2 separate regions of the Mus musculus genome follow, and region 2 is linked to region 1. A link is a contact called in ENCODE Hi-C or POLR2A ChIA-PET data. All regions are on one chromosome and are shown on one strand. The core of a region is the stretch at or near the end of the contact, and the rest is flanking DNA. Distances in the headings are between cores, read along the strand shown.

Region 1 (3,512 bases), core at 414-2,913:
CCTAGGAAAGACTTACCCCACAGTCTGGGCAACCTAACACGTAGCTAAGTCTATGCCTGCATTATTCCTGGCTTTGATTCAGCATACCTGCATATTGCATAAGGGCAGGTAGAGAGGGGCTGGGAAGTTTTCTCTCCCAAGTTCTACCCAAAACTAAATCAATCAAATTTCTTTTTTTCCCCCTTGCTTCCTGAGTGTTGTTGTTGCTGTTGTTTGTTTGTTTTTTTAGGATGGCTAGCAAGGGAGCAAAGAGTCCAAAGGTGTAAAAGGACGTACTTTATTGCACGTTAATATCGTAATTAGCAGTGAACTTCACTATGTTTTCTGTTTTACATTAATCTCTCTTCTGTCCGGAGTTATCCTTTCATTTATTTTGCCCAGTGTTGAATTAAGTTTTTAGCATGGCTTATGTTAGTGTGTAAGCTTTTTATGAGGATATCAATCCTGGCTGAGGGTGCAGCTCAGTGGTACAGTGCTTACTTAGCCTGTGTTGAGTGAGCTGAGTTTGTCCCTAGAGAAGTGGAGATGTCAACAAACTGTGATGATAATATTTGTTTCAAGTATTGCCTCTAAGTTTTCCCTTTAATCTTAGCAGATGAGTATTTGGAAAGATACGTTTTAAATATAATGCTAATTAGTATTTATCAAATGTCACCATGTACTGGGTTTTGAACAAAAGTTGTGTGGATTGGGGTTGAAGAGATTGCTCGGTGGTTAAGGCTGCTTCCTGTTCTTCCTGAAGACCGGAGCTCAGTCCCCAGCCCCCGGCTCAGGGAGCCCACAGGGCAGCCACAGCTGCTGCCAGTATACGTATTAAAAGTGCTGCACTCACATACACATACACACATTCAGACACTAAGCCACACACATTCATATGCAAGGCACACACATGATAATAACAATAATAAACACTTTTCATGTGGGTAGTCCATTTACTCTTGGCTATAACCTTTGTGCAATGCAGTATTTACCCCTATATTGTCAATGAAGAACTGTATGTTCCAGGTCACGTAATCAGGTTGGTCTGTGAATGAACATACAAACCCATGGTACACAGCCATTACTTAGAGTACTGAAATATGCCTGCTTCTCCCTATGAAAAGCCTTAGGCTAGCCAATTTTACTACTGTTTTAATGTAGTCATTGCAAAAGGATCAAAAGAAATCCAGTTATTACCCCTGCCCATCTGTCCCCTGCTTCTCACTCATTCTCTGTCTTCAGCCCAGCACTTGACAGTGCCTGTGTACCCACGATTTCTGTCTGTAGATACAAGGAAGCATGAATATGTACTTAAACTTCTCTCCCCCCCCCCCATATCACACAAAATATTAGGACACTTTTGATGACTTGATTTTGCAAGACTTGGCAGCTGCTATAGTGTAGTCAGTCTATTACAGCTGCTATAGTGTAGAGCCAGTCTATGATGTAGAATCAGCCTATTACAGCTGCTACAGTGTAGAGTCAGTCTATTACAAAGGAGATATCTGGATGATTTAATTATCTTTCATTTTTGAAGAGATTTTTCATGCTGAAAGTTCAATTTGTTTCAATGGAAATTTCGTATTGAAATGGACTTGAGTCCAAATTGCAGCCTTGCCAGGCTTATGTAACCCACAGAAGCTGAGCCCTCAACCGCTGCCATGTGCGGAATAAAGCCAGAGGGCTCAGTTTGTGCCAGTCCTGAGCAGTGAGTCAGCTGAAGCCTCGAGAGCTGTCTAATGAAAGGTCATCGTGTGTGCTGTGCTCTGCTGGCTGGCTTGCCTGCTTGTTTGCTTTTATTTTTCATTCAAATGCTAGGCCTTCTAATTTTTCCTTTTCTTTACTACCATTTCTTAGTTGGACACGGTAACCAGTCTCATGATGACATTCCCATGCATGTGTGTAACGTATATTGCTCCTGTTGCTCTCTGCTGTCTGTGCATTGTTACACACACACACACACACACACACACACACACACACACACACACCCTGCTGATCCCCTTTTTTCCAAACACATGTGTGACATACTTCTCTTCTTAGTGCCCCTGGAGGGTAAAGGACAAGAGCTGGAATAAGCATCTGTCTCATCTCCAAGTAGGATCTCTAGAGAGGACCAGTGTCCCTCTGAAAGCCATGTCCCCTGAGCATGCACTTGTGTCTTGCCTTTCTTGACCCTAGGTACTGGCGGAGGACACTGGGCATGCAAGTTCGCTACGCACACCATGAGGACTATCAGTTCTGTTACTCCTTCCGGGGCAGGCCAGGACACAAGCCATCCATCCTTATGCTCCATGGATTCTCCGCACACAAGGACATGTGGCTCAGCGTGGTCAAGGTACACTTCAGACTCTTCTGCCTTAAAGGGAGATGGGTGGGAACACGGTTCAAGTTAAGTCTTAAAATTAACAAAGTATATTATTCAGACCCTTGTATGTGTCACAGAACTAATTTGTTAAAAAACAAAAAACAAACCTGTGTCTCTGGAATCTTCTCACTGTGTGGATATTTTTAGGCAGCGGTAAGGGTGGGAGTGAGCTAACATAGCTCACTCACCTCAGATCCGCTGTGACGCTTGAGGCTGGGTTTTTTCCAAAAGTGTTCTTTTTTTTTTTTTAATTCTACATTTCCTCTCTCCTTTTCCTGTCTATCCCCAAACCCCTCTGCCTACTGTCGTTTGTTCTTTTTTCTTTTCCTTAATCATTTAGAGAAATGATCTAGATCTAGCAGCTTTTCAGAATCCCTTCCCAAGTCACTTTTTGTGCAGTTGACTTGTGTGGCCTCTGTCTGTCCTTTGGAGAGTGACCAGCTGGTGGGGAGGCCGTGGCTGGCACTGGTCTTGAGAGCACAGCATCCTGGATTCCTACTTCAAGGGGGACAGTATCTGAGGGATACGAAGTGCTCCTAGGAAACTGCACATGTCATTGAGTCACCTGTGTTCTCACATGGCATGAGGACAGCCATCTTTCAGCCTTAATGAATCTTCTTTGTCCCTTCTTCAGTAAACATCTCTGATAACTGACATTTCTCAGATTCCTGGCTATAGTTGCTGCATCTTCTAAACAGAGCAGAAAGGAAAGTAATCACCTTAAGAGTTAGTCTCTGATGGAGAAAGAAAAAGTTAGTGGAGACCAGCCTCCTGGTGTTGGGGAAAGCACTGGAGCTGGCCTTCTGGTTCTAAGACAGCAGCCGCATGGCTGGAGGAAGTCAGACACGAGAAAGAGAGGAAGCAGTACTGAGCTATCAGCATTAAGTTTTAAGATGTTGGACCATTGAGATGGCTCGGAGGGAAAAGTGTATCCCCTCCAGTCACCCACTGAGCCTCTTTGCATCTATGCACCAGTCTGGGGCTCCTCTCTTCCCTATGAGGCTGCTGTCTAGACTGATTCATCTAAGTATCATGTAAAACACGTGGAGGCTCAGAAACAATCTTAGTAGCTGTCAGGGTCACTGGGTCCGCGGCGGCTGCCTCCCCAGAGACTCGGGCGGGCAGGCACGGTTTTTGGTAGTTTTTGTAGATCATATACTGACTG
Region 2 (3,401 bases), core at 73-2,572, 41 kb after region 1:
AGGCAGGAATGAAAGCTTAGGGGACAAAAATATCAGGTTTTTTTTCCCCAATTACAGGAAAGGCCCCAACTTACCTGGGCACAGGCTTGGCTGTGCAAGGCATACTGTTACCATCACTACTGTGTCCCACTCAGGCCAAATCAACGCTCATCTTTTTAGTAAACTCAAGCTGTGTGACCACTGGTGCCAAGGACTGCAATATGGTGATGAGCCATCACCAAGTTCCCATACCCAGAGACTACCTCAGAAGGCAGTTGGGTTAAGATGGTGCTCCTGAACTAGTCTGGACAACACTGGCTGCTTTAGTTAGGGTTTTACTGCTGTGAACAGATACCATGACCAAGGCAACTCTTATAAAGGACATTTAATTGGGGCTGGCTTACAGGTTCAGAGGTTCAGTTCATTATCATCAAGGTGGGAGCATGGCAGCCTCCAGGCTGAGGTGATAGTTCTACATCTTCATCTGAAGGCTTCTAGCAGAAGACTGGCTTCCAGGCAGCTAGGATGAAGGTCTTAAAGCCCACGCCCACAGTGACACACCTACTCCAACAGTGCCACTCCCTGGGCCTAGCATATACAAATATCATACTGGCCAAAGCAGATAATCTGTATTAACACTGGCAACCATCAAAGGCAGACAATTTAGTCTCTCTCTGGCCTTCAGTTCCCTTATGTAAAACAGGGACTATTGCAATAATAGCTGCCTTAAGGTTGCTTGAGGGTTCCATTAGATCACTTACGTGAAATCTTCTGCACAATGCCTGGCCCAAACGTAAATATTAGTTGCTATTATAACTGTTAAATATACACGGTATGTCACATGAATACAAGGACCATATCCTATTCTCCGGAGTTGCCAGCACTCAGAATAGTCGCTAATGCATAACGGATTCTGACTTGGTGATTAGATACAGAAGTGGAATTACTTACATCTGGAAATAGGAGCAGCTGGATTTTTCCACATCAAAACAGAATCTCTAGTGTATGTTAGGAGCCACATTGGGAAACTGACAGACGATCTTGTCTTTAGTGCGTGACACGGATGTTCCTGAGATGGCAAGGCTCAGATTTAGCTTGGTGGTAGAGGACTTGCTTAGTATAGACAAGGTTGTGGTTTTGATCCCTGGCATTGCAAAAAAGAAAAAGAAAGAGAAAGCAAGAAAGGAGAGGGGTTGTTTGATATAACCTGTTGAGCATAAATGTAGAAATAAATGACCATGAAGAGTGTCTGACGACAGTTCCGAGGGTGGACGCTAGAGGGCGCAGAACCTGTTCGTCCTCAGCCCCCGCTGAGGGTTACGCACTAGTTCAGTGACCGACGCGGCGCGGTGACGCCACGTCCTGTTATGCGTCTGTGGGGCGGTGCGAATGTAAATATCACCAGTTTTCCAGGTCCGAACTTGGGCTGCTGCGTGGGAACTCCGACCCATGCCGAATTCTAGCGGCGTGCAAGAGTCAGGAACGCGGTTATTCCAGTGATCCTCTCCGTCCTGGGCCGAGGCGGTTTAGCCTCGCGGGGCAGGTGCGCATGCGCGACGCGGGAGCACGAGGTGGAAGTGTGGCGGACCTCAGGTTCTTCGCTGCTGTAGTGTCAGTCTGAGAGCCACCGCCGGGCTCTGTACAGCGCGGCTTAGGTCCCGGATACAGGCGGTGACCGGGAGGGCTGATCCGGCCGTTTGCTGGGCTCACTGCCCTTGATGTGGGCGCAAAGTCAGTAGCGATTGTTAATGGAGCAAGGTTGGGAACAATCTTACTCTTCGGCAGTAGGGGATCGGCTTTTTAAACAATTGCTTTAGTTATGTCTTGTGTCCCCCAAATGTTCAAGACACCGGTTCGTGAGTTCGTGAGAAGCACTAGGGTATGAAGCAGATCTCTGTTTCGGAGTGCAGACACTGAAGCAGAAGGGGAGAACTTGCAAGAACTAGGCAAGGAGGGTATGGTACCATAATAGATAGGATGGGCAGTGGGACACATTGAGTAAGATCAGAGAGGCTGGAGAGTGTGAGACACGTGGCTACCCAGAGGCGATGCCGAGGCCAAGAGGAGGAGGAAGCCCAGAGTGTTAGGTCTTAAGAAATTGTTTCAACACGCCTTTAATTCCAGCGCCTAGGAGGCAGTGGCAGGTGATCTGTGAGTTTCAGGACTCCGTTACACAGAGGAATAAACGCTAAACAAACAAACAAATTAATTAATCCTTTCCTTAAAAATCCGGCATTTAGACAAAGGTCGGGATTCCTTCAGGGATTTAAGAAGGTGGTTCCTACTTCCTAAAAGGAGTCTTATTTCTGGCAAAAGCCGTATTGCTTCTCCATTAACCTGGATGGTTACCTATTAGTATATCGAAGTCTATGCTAGCCTCTAGGTTCTCTCAGCCCATACTCACAAGTTCCTGTTAGAGTGGTCTTGGCTGACACACCCCTTCCCCTGCCCTAAACCTCTCGTCTCCAGCTCCCGAGATTCGCTTCACTTCCCTCAGCTTCTCTTTCCTATGTAAGTCAGCCATTTCGATTATGCGTTATGTATGCAGTCTCCTGGTGGGTCTCTCTCTCTCTCTCTCTCTTTTTTTTTTTTTTTGGCTTTTCGAGACAGGGTTTCTCTGTGTAGCCCCGGCTGTCCTGGAACTCACTTTGTAGACCAGGCTGGCCTCGAACTCAGAAATCCACCTGCCTCTGCCTCCCAAGTGCTGGGACTAAAGGCGTGCGCCATCACACCCGGCTTCTGGTGCATCTCTTAATCCTGCACACTCTTGGTCCCTCTTCTTTCTCTTGCTCTTTTCATGGCCAGTCTATTCTATTGGCCAAATTCAGGCTGGACCCTTCCAGATACCTCTGGCTGTGCTCTCCTTCATAGCTACAGTAAACTTTCTCCTTAACCAGACCCAGGAGCAGCCATGTCCTTATTTTTGATTCACAGAGGACAGAAACTGAGGCCATGGAGGAATCGCTGAACAAGAGATCGGAGCCATGCCCTGAAGGCTTAGACCTTACTCTTACATTACAATGTTTAAACTTCAGAGCATTACAGTGCTTGTGATGTAGCTTAACCCCACAGTGGCAGCAGTGTAGCTTAGAGAGAGGGCAGGAGATTGAAAGCTCAGGTAAGAGGCAGTTGCTAGTAAGATGTTTGTGAACATTCCTGCTGTCAGTAGACGGCACCAACAGCGTTGAGTGTGATGCCTGATCTGAGGGCACCTCCATCTCTGTACAGCCTGCATGGGGCAGAACTGTCTTACTCTGAGAACTCAAGCCTATGCAGAAGTCATTAAGTCATTTTCTTGAGGTTACTTTATTTTTATTTAATGTATATGAGTGTTTTGCCTGTTTTGTGCCACTGTACCATGTTGCTACAGTGCCCAGGAAGGACAAAAGAGTGTAGGATCCTCTGGAACTAGGGTACAAACT

The links. A loop is a pair of places that touch in the nucleus more often than their neighbours do. ChIA-PET counts read pairs that join two places held with the same protein, here RNA polymerase II (POLR2A).
Region 2: a loop to region 1 is called in a map of regulatory T cell, with 2.4 times the contacts of the local background. The contact joins the promoter of Htd2 here to the enhancer-like site in region 1. A Hi-C loop is called at or near these places in 1 of 37 maps with a recorded cell type or tissue (regulatory T cell). POLR2A ChIA-PET finds 5 or more read pairs at or near these places in 1 of 5 experiments (embryonic stem cell).

Annotation. Positions count from the first base shown.
Region 1 is chr14:8,037,588-8,041,099 of GRCm38, forward strand. Abhd6 (abhydrolase domain containing 6) reads left to right here. Exons shown (of 9, transcript NM_025341.4): 3 at 2,161-2,317. Among named protein-coding and RNA genes, the nearest start is that of Gm41094, 16 kb to the right of the region's middle. Within about 2 kb of position 1,664, at least 2 of the 3 ENCODE cell types and tissues checked have a DNase peak (open chromatin) inside an H3K27ac peak, as active enhancers do.
Region 2 is chr14:8,078,991-8,082,391 of GRCm38, forward strand. Htd2 (hydroxyacyl-thioester dehydratase type 2) reads left to right here and starts at 1,323. Exons shown (of 6, transcript NM_001348727.1): 1 at 1,323-1,522. It overlaps Rpp14 (ribonuclease P 14 subunit), which reads left to right and starts at 1,323. Exons shown (of 6, transcript NM_025938.4): 1 at 1,323-1,522.